2 separate regions of the Homo sapiens genome follow, and region 2 is linked to region 1. A link is a loop called in an ENCODE intact Hi-C map of the cell type or tissue named here. Cell type or tissue: PC-9. All regions are shown on one strand. Each heading gives the region's core, and the rest is flanking DNA. Links, peaks and the distances in the headings are about the cores only.

Region 1 (5,391 bases), core at 132-5,131:
AAAAGTCTGGTTCACTAACTTTAACTCCTGCTTCCAGATAGACCTAGAGATATTTTTCAATGCTTATTTCTTATTCTGACTCGTTAATATTTTGCTTTGAAAAAAAATATATAGACATATATCTCATTTTTCTGACACATTTTAAGAAGAGAAAAAAAAACTTCACTTAGTTTCATTTGCTCAGTTAGACCACTGTGATAATACTGGATGTATTTATTGACCAGTTGTCCATAAAAATGTATGCTCTCGAAAATATATGACCTTCGTCACAGGGAAACAGAAGGAAAAGGGAAGCAGATGCTATATTCTAACTGTTCAAAAAATATGTCCAAGTGTATTCCCAACTGATTTCTTCTAAATACTATAGATGATGTTAATTTTGAACTGTTTTGATAGAAGATTTTCATATGAATTAAGTAATTCATTAAGTTCCTAAAAGAACTTTCTGGGAAAAAAAGTAAAGGTGAGAAAAATAAATGTTGATACTTACTTGCACAAAAGATACTATAGTTCCACGAGTCTTTGGCATCACAAATCAGTCGACTTGAATTGATTTTACCATGCCCAGGGTGGCAGGTGTACTTCAGAGTAGTTCCAGTTTTGAATTCAGTATCATACAACGGATTTATTGGAAAAGCAAATGGTAACTCAGGTGGAGGACCACAGTCACCTGCACACACAAAAAAATGGCAAGGAACATCAACAGTTATATCTTGGGACACAATGTCTCGATGTCCGAGTACTAAGTTTTCTAGAGCAGAGACCATGATTTTCTCTTTTATCATAACTCCTATTGTGTCATTGTTCAATGAGCGCAGTAAGTGATCAATAATACACATTTGTTGAGTAATGATAATGACAACAATAATGAGTAAAGGCAGGAAAAGTTTGTCCATCTTTGACTGTATAAGTGCTAATTTATTAGAAAGTGAATGAATAGACTTAATTTTCATCATTCTATCAGATTGCCCACATCTGTCTGCTCAGAATATAGGTGGCTATGCCATGCCATATGACTCTACCTCCTGCCTTAGCAGAAACATATTTTCTACTAAAAATAGCATTATGCAAGATTAGTTGCCTCAGTCAAGGATGAGGAGGCATTTCATTTATGTCCTTTTGGAACTTTTAGATTTAGAATAAATGGCCTGTTAAAAAATAAAATATTTTTCAAAAGCATTACAAGGTGGAGAATCATTAAACCCTTGAAAAATAAAATCTTAATTCTACTTCCCTGGCAAGAATTAAACAAAGTACTGAGTGACCTTCCAAATGCCCCAGAAGAATTATACCAACCCCTTCTACATTCTAAATAACCACACAGGCAGTGAGAGTTCATGGCCAGGCTGGCAGATAATACGCATTTATTACAAGTCATGATTGTTTCAATGTTAAGTTGTTCAGAGTTTCCTGGAGAGAAAAATTCTAAAAGGGAGCATCAGGACGGTCTATAAAACAAGATTTTCTTTTTTTAGTTTATAGCATGTTTCCCAAATTCCAGGTGGTCAAATATATTCCATAATGTTAAAGATCTCTTAGACACCTCTTAAAATAGGGTGTGTGATGAACTCAGTTGCATGCTGGTCATCTGGCCTGTCTCCCCACTACTTACCAAGAATGGTAGCCAACAAAACAGTGACCAGCATCATTTGGAACAGAGTTGAATTGGAGACTTTCCACAGCCTAGAGACGAGTGAAGCTGCGATTTCTCCTTTTCTATCGAGGGTGGAGCCCTCAAGGAGTGCAAGTGGAGGTCTCTGGGAGTGCATGATCTGATGCCTCTTCAGTGTTTTTCTGCTGAAAGAACTCAACTTAATAAACAGTCATTGAATTCTTACCTGTCATAAAGTACTATGAAGAATAAAATGGGAACTGTTTTCAAGGAGATTATAATCAAATGTAGAAGAAAAGGCATTAACTTTTTGTAATAAAAGATAGCTTGTATTTTCTGTAACAGGAGCATATTCAGGAGACCAGTAAATTCCAGAGATCTGGGGTGAACTGTACAGAGGTAGTAGATATTGCTGTGAAATTTGGAGTGTTAAATGTGGAATATTTTATGGCAATAGTAAAAATTAAGTAAAGGCACAGCAGTGAGAAGGTAAAGGTTATTTCTTGAAAATAGTAATTAGTACTTCAGATTGATTAGAAGATACGGAATTCCTGATAGGAGATGATAGTTAAAGATAGAGAGGCAGGTTAGAACTGGGTTTGATCAGGTTTTCAATACCAAGATTGGGAGCTTGAAACTAGGGAATATACATACACTTTTTTCAAATGACATGATTACTGTGTTTTTGAAAGACTATTATGGCAGATGTATACAAGGTAGATTGAAAGAGGCAGAGAGAAGAGACAGGGAGATTGATTAAGAAGACTATAGCAATTGGCCAAGTGAGCCAAGGAAATTATCTGAACAAGGAAATGGCAGAAGAGTTATAGGAGAAAGAGAAAGCTTAAGAAAAGCAAGAAAATGACAAGACAGAGGAAAACAGTTGGAGATGTCTCTATGAATCATATATCTATCTATATCTATCCATCCATCTATATGATTTTCTTATGGCAACTGTCAACAAAAGCAAAAATCCGTTGGGTCATTCAGAATTTTTTAAGTATGGCTTTTACCAACAACCGCAAACAATAAGTAGTATTACTGTTATGTTTCTTGGTTCCAGTCATTCATTAATCAGAGACTTCTTCAAAGCAAGATCTCTATAAAGTCATTCTTACCCCCTGAATGAGAAAAACCCTCACATATCCTAAGTTTACTTCAGAAACAAGTTACTTAAGAAGTATGACCCAAAGTGATATATAAAATTAACTTGCAGTGAAATATAGGATTTCACCTTTTGTTCTGAAACCTTAGGTAAGTTGAGATGGTTTCATATAGCCATCTGTCCTTAATTATATGAATTGCCAACTCATGTCCATTTAAGTCAATAGGCCAATGATGTGGGGCACTTCCCCTATATTTTCTTCTAGTAGTTTTGTAGTTTGGGGTTTTATATTTAAGTCTGTAATCCATTTTGAGTTGACTTTGTATATAATGAGAGGTAGGGATCTAGTCTCATTCTTCTGTATGCGAATATCCAATTTTCCCAGCACCATTTATTGAAGACTGTCTTTTCTCCAGTATGTGTTCTCACCTGTTTCAAAAATCAGTTGGCTTTTGGTGAGTAAGTTTATTTCTGGGCTCTCTCTTCTGTTCCATTGGTCCATTTGTATATGAAGCTTTTCCATTCAGTATGATGTTAGCTATGAGTTTTTTATATATGTCCTTTATTGTATTGAGGTGCATACCTTCTATACTAATTTGTTGAGAGTTTTTGTCATGAAGGAATGTGAAATTTGTCACATTCTTTTTCTGCACCTATTGAAATGATTGTATCATGTTTCTTTCTTTCTGTTAATGTAGTGTGTCACATTTATTGATCTGAGTATGATAAACCATCCATGGATCCCTGGGATGAATTCCACTTCATCATAATGAATAATTTTTTTAATGTGCTCTTGGATTTGGTTTGCTGGTATCTTGTTATGAATCTTTGCATCGATGCTTATCAGGGGTATCAGCCTATAGTTTTCTTTTTTCTTTGTGTTCTTGTCCAGTTTTAGAATCAAAGTAATGCTAGCTTTGCAAAATGAGTTTGTAAGTATTCCCTCCTCTTCTATTTTTCTGGAATAGTTTGAGAGGAATTGGTATTAGTTCTTTTTTAAATGTTTGGTAGAATTCAGCAACGAAGACATAAGGTCCTAGGCTTTTATTTGATGGAAAACTTTTTATTACTGATTGAATTTTCTCTTCAATTCAACTTTTAATTGGTCTGTTCAGATGTTCTATTTCTTCATAACTTGATCTTGGTAGGTTGTATGTATCCAGGAATTTATCCATGTCTTCTATCTTATCAAATTTGTTGGCATATGGTTGTTTATAATAGTATCTTATAGTACTTTCTATTTCTGTGGTATTAGTAGTAATGTCTCCTTTTTAATCTCTGTTTTATTTATTTCAGTATTCTCTCTTTTTCTCTTAGTCTAGCTAAATGTTTGTCATTTTTGTTTATATTTTCAAAATCCCAACTTCATTTTATTGCTCTTTCAATTTTTTTTTTTTTTTTAGACGGAATCTTGCTCTGTTGCCCAGGCTGGAGTGCAGTGGCACGATCTCCACTCACTGCAAGCTCCACCTCCCAGGTTCACGCCATTCTCCTGCCTCAGCCTCCTGAGTAACTGGGCCTACAGGCACCTGCCACCACGTCCGGCCAATTTTTTGTATTTTTAGTAGAGATGGGGTTTCACTGTGTTAGCCAGAATGGTCTCGATCTCTTGACCTCGTGATCCGCCTGCCTTGGCCTCCCAAAGTGCTGGGATCACAAGCGTGAGTCACCACGCCCGGCCTCTTTTTTTTCATGTCTTTTTCATTTATTTCTGCTCTGAGCTTTATTATTTTCTTCCTTATACCAATTTTAGGTTTAGTTAGTTCTTGTTTGTCTAGTTCCTTGGGGTGTTTATTAGAAATCTCTCTTCTTTTTTATGTAGGTGTTTATTACTATAAATATCCCAATTAGAACTAGTTTTGCTGTGTCCTATAGGTTTGGGTATAATGTATTGTCATTCCCATTTGTCTCAAAAAATCTTTTAGTTTTCCTTTTAATTTCTTTTTGGCCAATTGGTTGTTTAGGGACATGTCATTTAACTTTCATGTATCTGTAAAGTTTCCAAAGTTTTTCTTGTTGTTAATTTCAAGTTTCACATTATTGTGATCAGAAAACCTATTTGATATGATCTCTTCCTTCCTAAATGTTTCAAGACTTGTTCTGTGGCCTAACATCTGATATATCCTAGAGAATGTTCCATGTGCAGTTGAGAATGTGTATTCTGTAGCTGTTGTGTGGAATATTCTGTAAAGGTCAGTTAGATCCATTTGGTCTATGGTGCACTTTAAGTCTGATGTTTCTGGGTTGATTTTTTTTTTCTAAATAATGTGTCCATTGCTGAAAGTGAGATGTTGATGTTGCCTACTATTATTGTATTGCATTCCATCTCTCTCTTTAGGTCTAACAATATCTGGCTTATATATATGGGTGCTCTAGGATTAGGTGCATATGTATTTATAATTCTTATTTACTCTTGTTGATCTTTTTATCTTTATATAATGACCTTTTTACAGTTTTTTTTAACTTCAAGTCTATTATATACAAGTATGGCTACTCCTGTTTGCTTTAGGTTTTTGTTTGCTTGGAATATCTTTTTCCATCCCTTCAATTTGAGTCTATATTTGACTTTAACCATGAAATGAGTCTCTTATAGGTAGCACGTCATTGGATCTTGTAGTTTTCTTCATTTAGCCACTATGTATCTTTCAATATAAAAAATTAACTTATTTACATT
Region 2 (5,391 bases), core at 242-5,241, 56 kb after region 1:
TCTTACATAATGTGGGACTGAAACATCTTGGAGAGAAACTGTGTGGGAGAAGGGAAGTTTATAGTGCCCTTCATTCTTTGTGGGGTCTAATTTCTTCATTGAGTAAAGACTCACATAAGCTTCTTCTCTTTCTAAAACTTAGTTCTGATGAAGCCATCCCTCCACCTGTTGTCAGCTGTGGGAACCCCATGTCACACACGTCCTGTCCCATGAGCTCTATACATCCCCACCGGGGCAATTCTGCCAATACGTAAATTCACCTAACGAGCAATTTACCAGTTGTAGTCACTTACTGGAAATGTGTTCACAGACTTTGTACTGAATGAATCCAGGTGGTCTAGAGAGGTTGGGAGGAGCCAGGACCAACATTCTGGGACTTCATACTTCCCCTTTCTACTCAGTTTCCCCCTCTTTTTTCCCATTATCCTCCTTCCTAACTCTATGCTCCTCTCTGCCCTCACAATCTTGTGAAGCTGGAGACAGCTGAGAGCCAGGCAGGTTGCATATCATGAAAACCACCTCACTCATCATCTGTGAAATTCATAAAATGTGACAAATTTCTCCCACCCAATAAGATATGTTATGAACTATGAAAACTATGGGAAAAAGTTTCTTCAATTTTTGACAATGAGTAGATTTGTTGTGTTTATTGAATTTCAGTGAAATTGAAGAAAGAGATTAAAAACACCAGTGGGGTGGCAAAATAGAATTGACTATGAAAAATCAAAAGGATAAGAGTAGAAAGTGGAAATTTCCCCTAGGAATTGTTGCAGTTGTTATTACATTCACAAGAAAAATATATATGTTGAATATGTTCAGAAAAATATTCATGACTATATTTACAAAAATACAACCATAAGATTAAATCATTAGCTTCAAGAAGTTGAACAAAAATATCTTAAATGCCACTAAAATATGTATTCATTAGCTACATTCAAAAAGGATATATTTATACTCATTGAATACTCAAAATGATTTCTTTTTCTTTTTCTTTTCTAAAATTGTAATAGAGATGTGATCTTACTATGTTGCCCAGGCTGGTCTCAAACTCCTGGCCTCAAGCAATTCTCCCGCCTCGGCCTCCCAAAGTGCTGGGATTACAGGCATAAGCCACCATGCCTGGCCTCCAAAATGAATGTTTCTTGAAACAATGTTAGATAAATTGATACTTTGATAAATTCAGCAAATTTATTTCTATGAACTGATCCTTCAAGTACTGGCATTCACTCAATTGGCTTTGATGACTAACTTTTCGGTATTGTGGTCTGACCCCTTAGGCTCCAGCTATCCTGGACAACCAGAATTCCTTACCATTCCCAGCACTTTCCTATCTCCCATTCCTGTCCACATCATCTACCCTCTCTCTTTTTCCTCTTTAATTCCTACTCATTCTGCCAGTCCCTTCTCCAGCATTCCCTCCTATCCAAGCAAGCCTCCACATACCAAGTACAATTTTGTATTTATAACTCTGATTCGGACTTGGTCTGTAACTCACATCTGAAGTCTGCCTTCACCACTAAACCACAAGATCCTTGAAATGACAGAGTATGCTCCCATTTATTTCTGCCCCACAATAGTACCTAGCCTGCGCCTCATGAAGTTAAAGTGCTCACAAAATGTGCATTGAATTTAAATCCAAAAGCTCCTAGTGATAACGTGTGTTCCAAAGAAAAGTAGTACTGTGCCATATCAGTGTCTCCCCTTACAGTGTATGCTTTGTTAAGGACTGATTTTACCTGATTTTAAAGCAAGGCAAACACCTGTATTTTAATGAGAACTGGCCCAAATAATTTTACTCTAGGCTCTTCCATTCTTAAACTGAAGTCATCATATCATCAACTAGTCAAGGGAGGACAGTGAAGGAGGGAAGCAGTAGGCAAAAACTGGTTCTCCTCCTTCCACAGGTTATGACAGGAGATACAGACAAATGCAGACCCTACACTGTGATGAGGAAGTTATTTCACTCCCTTTACTTCATCCTCACACCTAGGCCATGGCCACAGAGCTGGGGACAGAGGAGGACAGTGTGGCCAAGACCTTGGGCATGGGCTCTGGAGTCACACCCAGAACATGTGAGTTGGCGTCCTGGCTCTACCACATGGGAACCGAGTCCCATGGACAAAACACTCAGTTCCTCTAAGCCTCAGTTTCCTTTATTATAAAATAAGAAGGATAACTGTAATTATATCTCGGAATTTCTGAGAGGGGCTTGGCATGGTGTGTGGACAGCACATAGTAAACATTCAAAAGAAATTATAGGGAAGAGTTTCATAGAATTGGCATTGGAATGTCACTCTGTCAGAAGCCAAACTCCTGGATGTCAAAACATTGTCATCATAATGATTTAAAATTGCAATAAATGGTTGCATCACCAGGGACTTTAATTACACCCCAGTGCAGAGGAGCATCCACTGAACTTCCGGCTAGAAGCCCTGGATCTGGTCTCCACTGTGGCCTTTGGTACAGTGAGATCTAATGTGTCATGCACAGCAGAGGAATGCTGGGGCCTCTGGGGCTGTCCTGGGGCTTTGTCTTCCCTTGCCCTCAACTATCTTCCTGAAAGGAAGTCATCCACATCCATAACTTTAATCATCATACCTGAATCACCCACAGGTCAGACGCGGTAGCTCACGCCTGTAATCCCAGCACTTTGGGAGGCTGAGGCGGGCAGATCACGAGGTCAGGAGTTCAAGACCGGCCTGACTAACATGGTGAAACCCCGTCTCTACTAAAAATACAAAAATTAGCTGGGTGTGGTGGTGCACGCCTGTAATCCCAGCTACTCAGGAGGCTGAGGCAGGTTAATCGCTTGAACCCGGGAGGCAAAGGTTACAGTGATCCGAGATCACACCACTGCACTCCAGCCTGGGCGACAGAGAGACTCCGTCTCAAAAATAAATAAATAAATAAAATGAATCACCCACAGACCTCTGGGCCTAATTGTCTCTGGTTCATGCAAAAACTTCCATGCTCCATAAATTCAATTGTTAATAATTATTTTATTCTGTCTTATTCCTTCCTCCGTGTAAGTTTTAAGCTATTCAGGCTTGTCTTCTTTACTCTGGTTGCTAACTAGTTAAATTCTGGTGCTCAAATTACGTCTTTCTAAAGGCAATGAAATAAATCTCTGTAAAATAAGGAGGAACTCTTTTCCTCTGCAGCTGCAAAAAAGCAGATGATAATCTACGTGACAAAACTGACCTTGCAAATGTTTTTTCTAACAAAGGAGTCGTTCCTGGATTTTAGAGATTGCTCTGCCACATGACAGTAATTTTAACCTCAGAAAAGTGTAATTCTGACTGGTTATCTTAGTGAATTTTTTTTTCTGGAATAATATTTAAATAAACATTTCTGTTTACTGAAAGTTATAAGTGCTTGTGAGTTTTCCTTGCCAAATCCAGAAATAATTATTACACTTTCCTCTTTATCTGCAAACTTGAAAGTAAACTAAAACTTTTTGACTCTGTTAGATTTCTCATTTAAGCAAATAATAATAATAATAATAATTTAAGTTAAAATTCCCAAGGTTCAAATCAATATTTCCAATCACTTCATTTGTATCTCCCAGGCACCTTGAATTTAACATGTTTCAAACTAAATTCACTATGTTCCTCCAACACTACTTAATATCTGTGCTTTCTGTCTCAGTGAAGGTGACAATCTCCACCCAGCCTCCCAGACTAGAAATCCAAGTCATTATTGCCTCCTCTGTCTCACCTCCTTGCACTATTCAGAGTCGTCAAGTCCTATCAAGTTGGTCATAGCAGCTGCACCAGAATCTGCCACTCTCTCCAACACTCCACTTCCATAGTCCAGGTTTAGGTTCCTATAATTCCCTTCCCCTCACCCTAGACCACTGCAAAAGCCTTCAAACATTTATAAGCCAGCTTCCATGTTGATGCCATTATGTCCCTAAAAAGCAATTTATGTGTTGTTACTCTGCTTAAAAACATTCATGGTTCCCAGTTTCCATAGGTTCCCCTATCTGTCCCAGTTTTCCCATCATTTCTCACTTAGAACACCATGCTTCAGTCTCAAGGAGGCACTTACCCTTCCCCAAAAACATTCTGGATTTCTTTTTTGAGACAGGGTCTCACTCTGTGTCACCCAAGCTGGAGTGAAGTGGTGCAATCACAGCTCACTGCAGCCTCAACCTCCTGGACTCGAATGATGCTCCCACCTCAGTCTCCCCAGTAGCTGGGACCACAGGAGCGTGCCATCACACCCAGCTAATTTTTTAATTTTTTGTAAAGACAGGGGTCTCACTATGTTGCTCAAGCTGGTCTTGAACTCCTGGCCTCAAGTGAACCTCCCACCTCGGCCTCCCAAAGTGCTGGAATTATAGGCGTGAGCCACCATACAAAGCCAGGATTTTTTTAAAAAACACCTGCAAGCATTTGCAGTTAATGTCTCCCATGCATTAATGCTCTTACCTCCAACTTCTCCTTTACTCACTATTCCTTTACTCACTATTCAGATCAAATGTCACCTCCTTGGTGAAGCATTGCCTGACTTCATCATGAAATGCCAGTGTTTTCTGTTCTTCTAGTACTTGGCTAATACCTTAATTGTAGCATTGTTTTGTATCCTAACTATCTATTTGCTTTTGCCTCCCGAAATACATTGTGAATTCCTTGAAGACAAGGAAGGTGTTTATTCAACTTTCCATCTCTAACGTGGTATTGTAATTGGTCTATATAACCCCGTGACTCCTTTGTTAAAAAAAAACATTTGCAAGGTCAGTTTTATCACGCAGATTATCATCTGCTTTTTTGCAGATGCAGAGGAAGAGAAAAGAGTTCCTCCTTATTTCGCAGAGATTTCTTTCACTGCCTTTAGAAAGACCTAATTTGAGCACCAGAATTTAACTAGCTTAAAACTTACACAGAGGAGGCCGGGTGCAGTGGCTCACGCCTGTAATCCCAGCACTTTGGGAGGCCAAGGCAGGCAGATCACGAGGTCAGGAAGTCGAGACCATCCTGGCTAACACGGTGAAACCCTGTCTCTACTAAAAAGACAAAAAATTAGCTGGGCGTGGTGGCGGGCGCCTGTAGTCCCAGCTACTCGGGAGGCTGAGGCAGGAGAATGGCCTGTGAACCCGGGAGACGGAGCTTGCAGTGAGCAGAGATTGCACCACCGCACTCCAGTCTGGGCAACAAAGCGAGACTCCGTTTCAAAAAAAAAAAAAAAACTTACACGGAGGAAGGAATAAGACAGAATAAACAATAATAAATCTAAAAGGAATGAAAGTCAATTTAATTTTATCTTTAGAATGAGAATGACTGTCTCACTGAGGACCAAATGAAATAATGTGTGTGAAATGCTTTGTCAGTTTTGAAGAGAGATAATACAGTGACTAGACTTCCCTAACAAACCATCAGGATGCATCCT

The links. A loop is a pair of places that touch in the nucleus more often than their neighbours do. Peaks named below come from ENCODE experiments on the same cell type or tissue, not always from the same donor. Only the 100,000 strongest peaks of a DNase experiment are listed, where the experiment ranks them.
Region 2: it touches region 1 in a loop (5-fold over the local background); 4 of 110 quality-filtered maps call a loop at or near these places.

Annotation. Positions count from the first base shown.
Region 1 is chr1:207,161,874-207,167,264 of GRCh38, reverse strand. All of the region lies in intron 1 of LOC107985251 (a long non-coding RNA gene), which reads left to right. It also overlaps the pseudogene C4BPAP1. Among named protein-coding and RNA genes, the nearest start is that of C4BPA, 60 kb to the right of the region's middle. In PC-9, for the core only: no CTCF peak of the experiment used is centred there; no DNase peak of the experiment used is centred there.
Region 2 is chr1:207,106,242-207,111,632 of GRCh38, reverse strand. All of the region lies in intron 1 of C4BPA (complement component 4 binding protein alpha), which reads right to left. Among named protein-coding and RNA genes, the nearest start is that of C4BPA, 4.7 kb to the right of the region's middle. In PC-9, for the core only: no CTCF peak of the experiment used is centred there; a DNase peak (open chromatin) is centred at 2,462.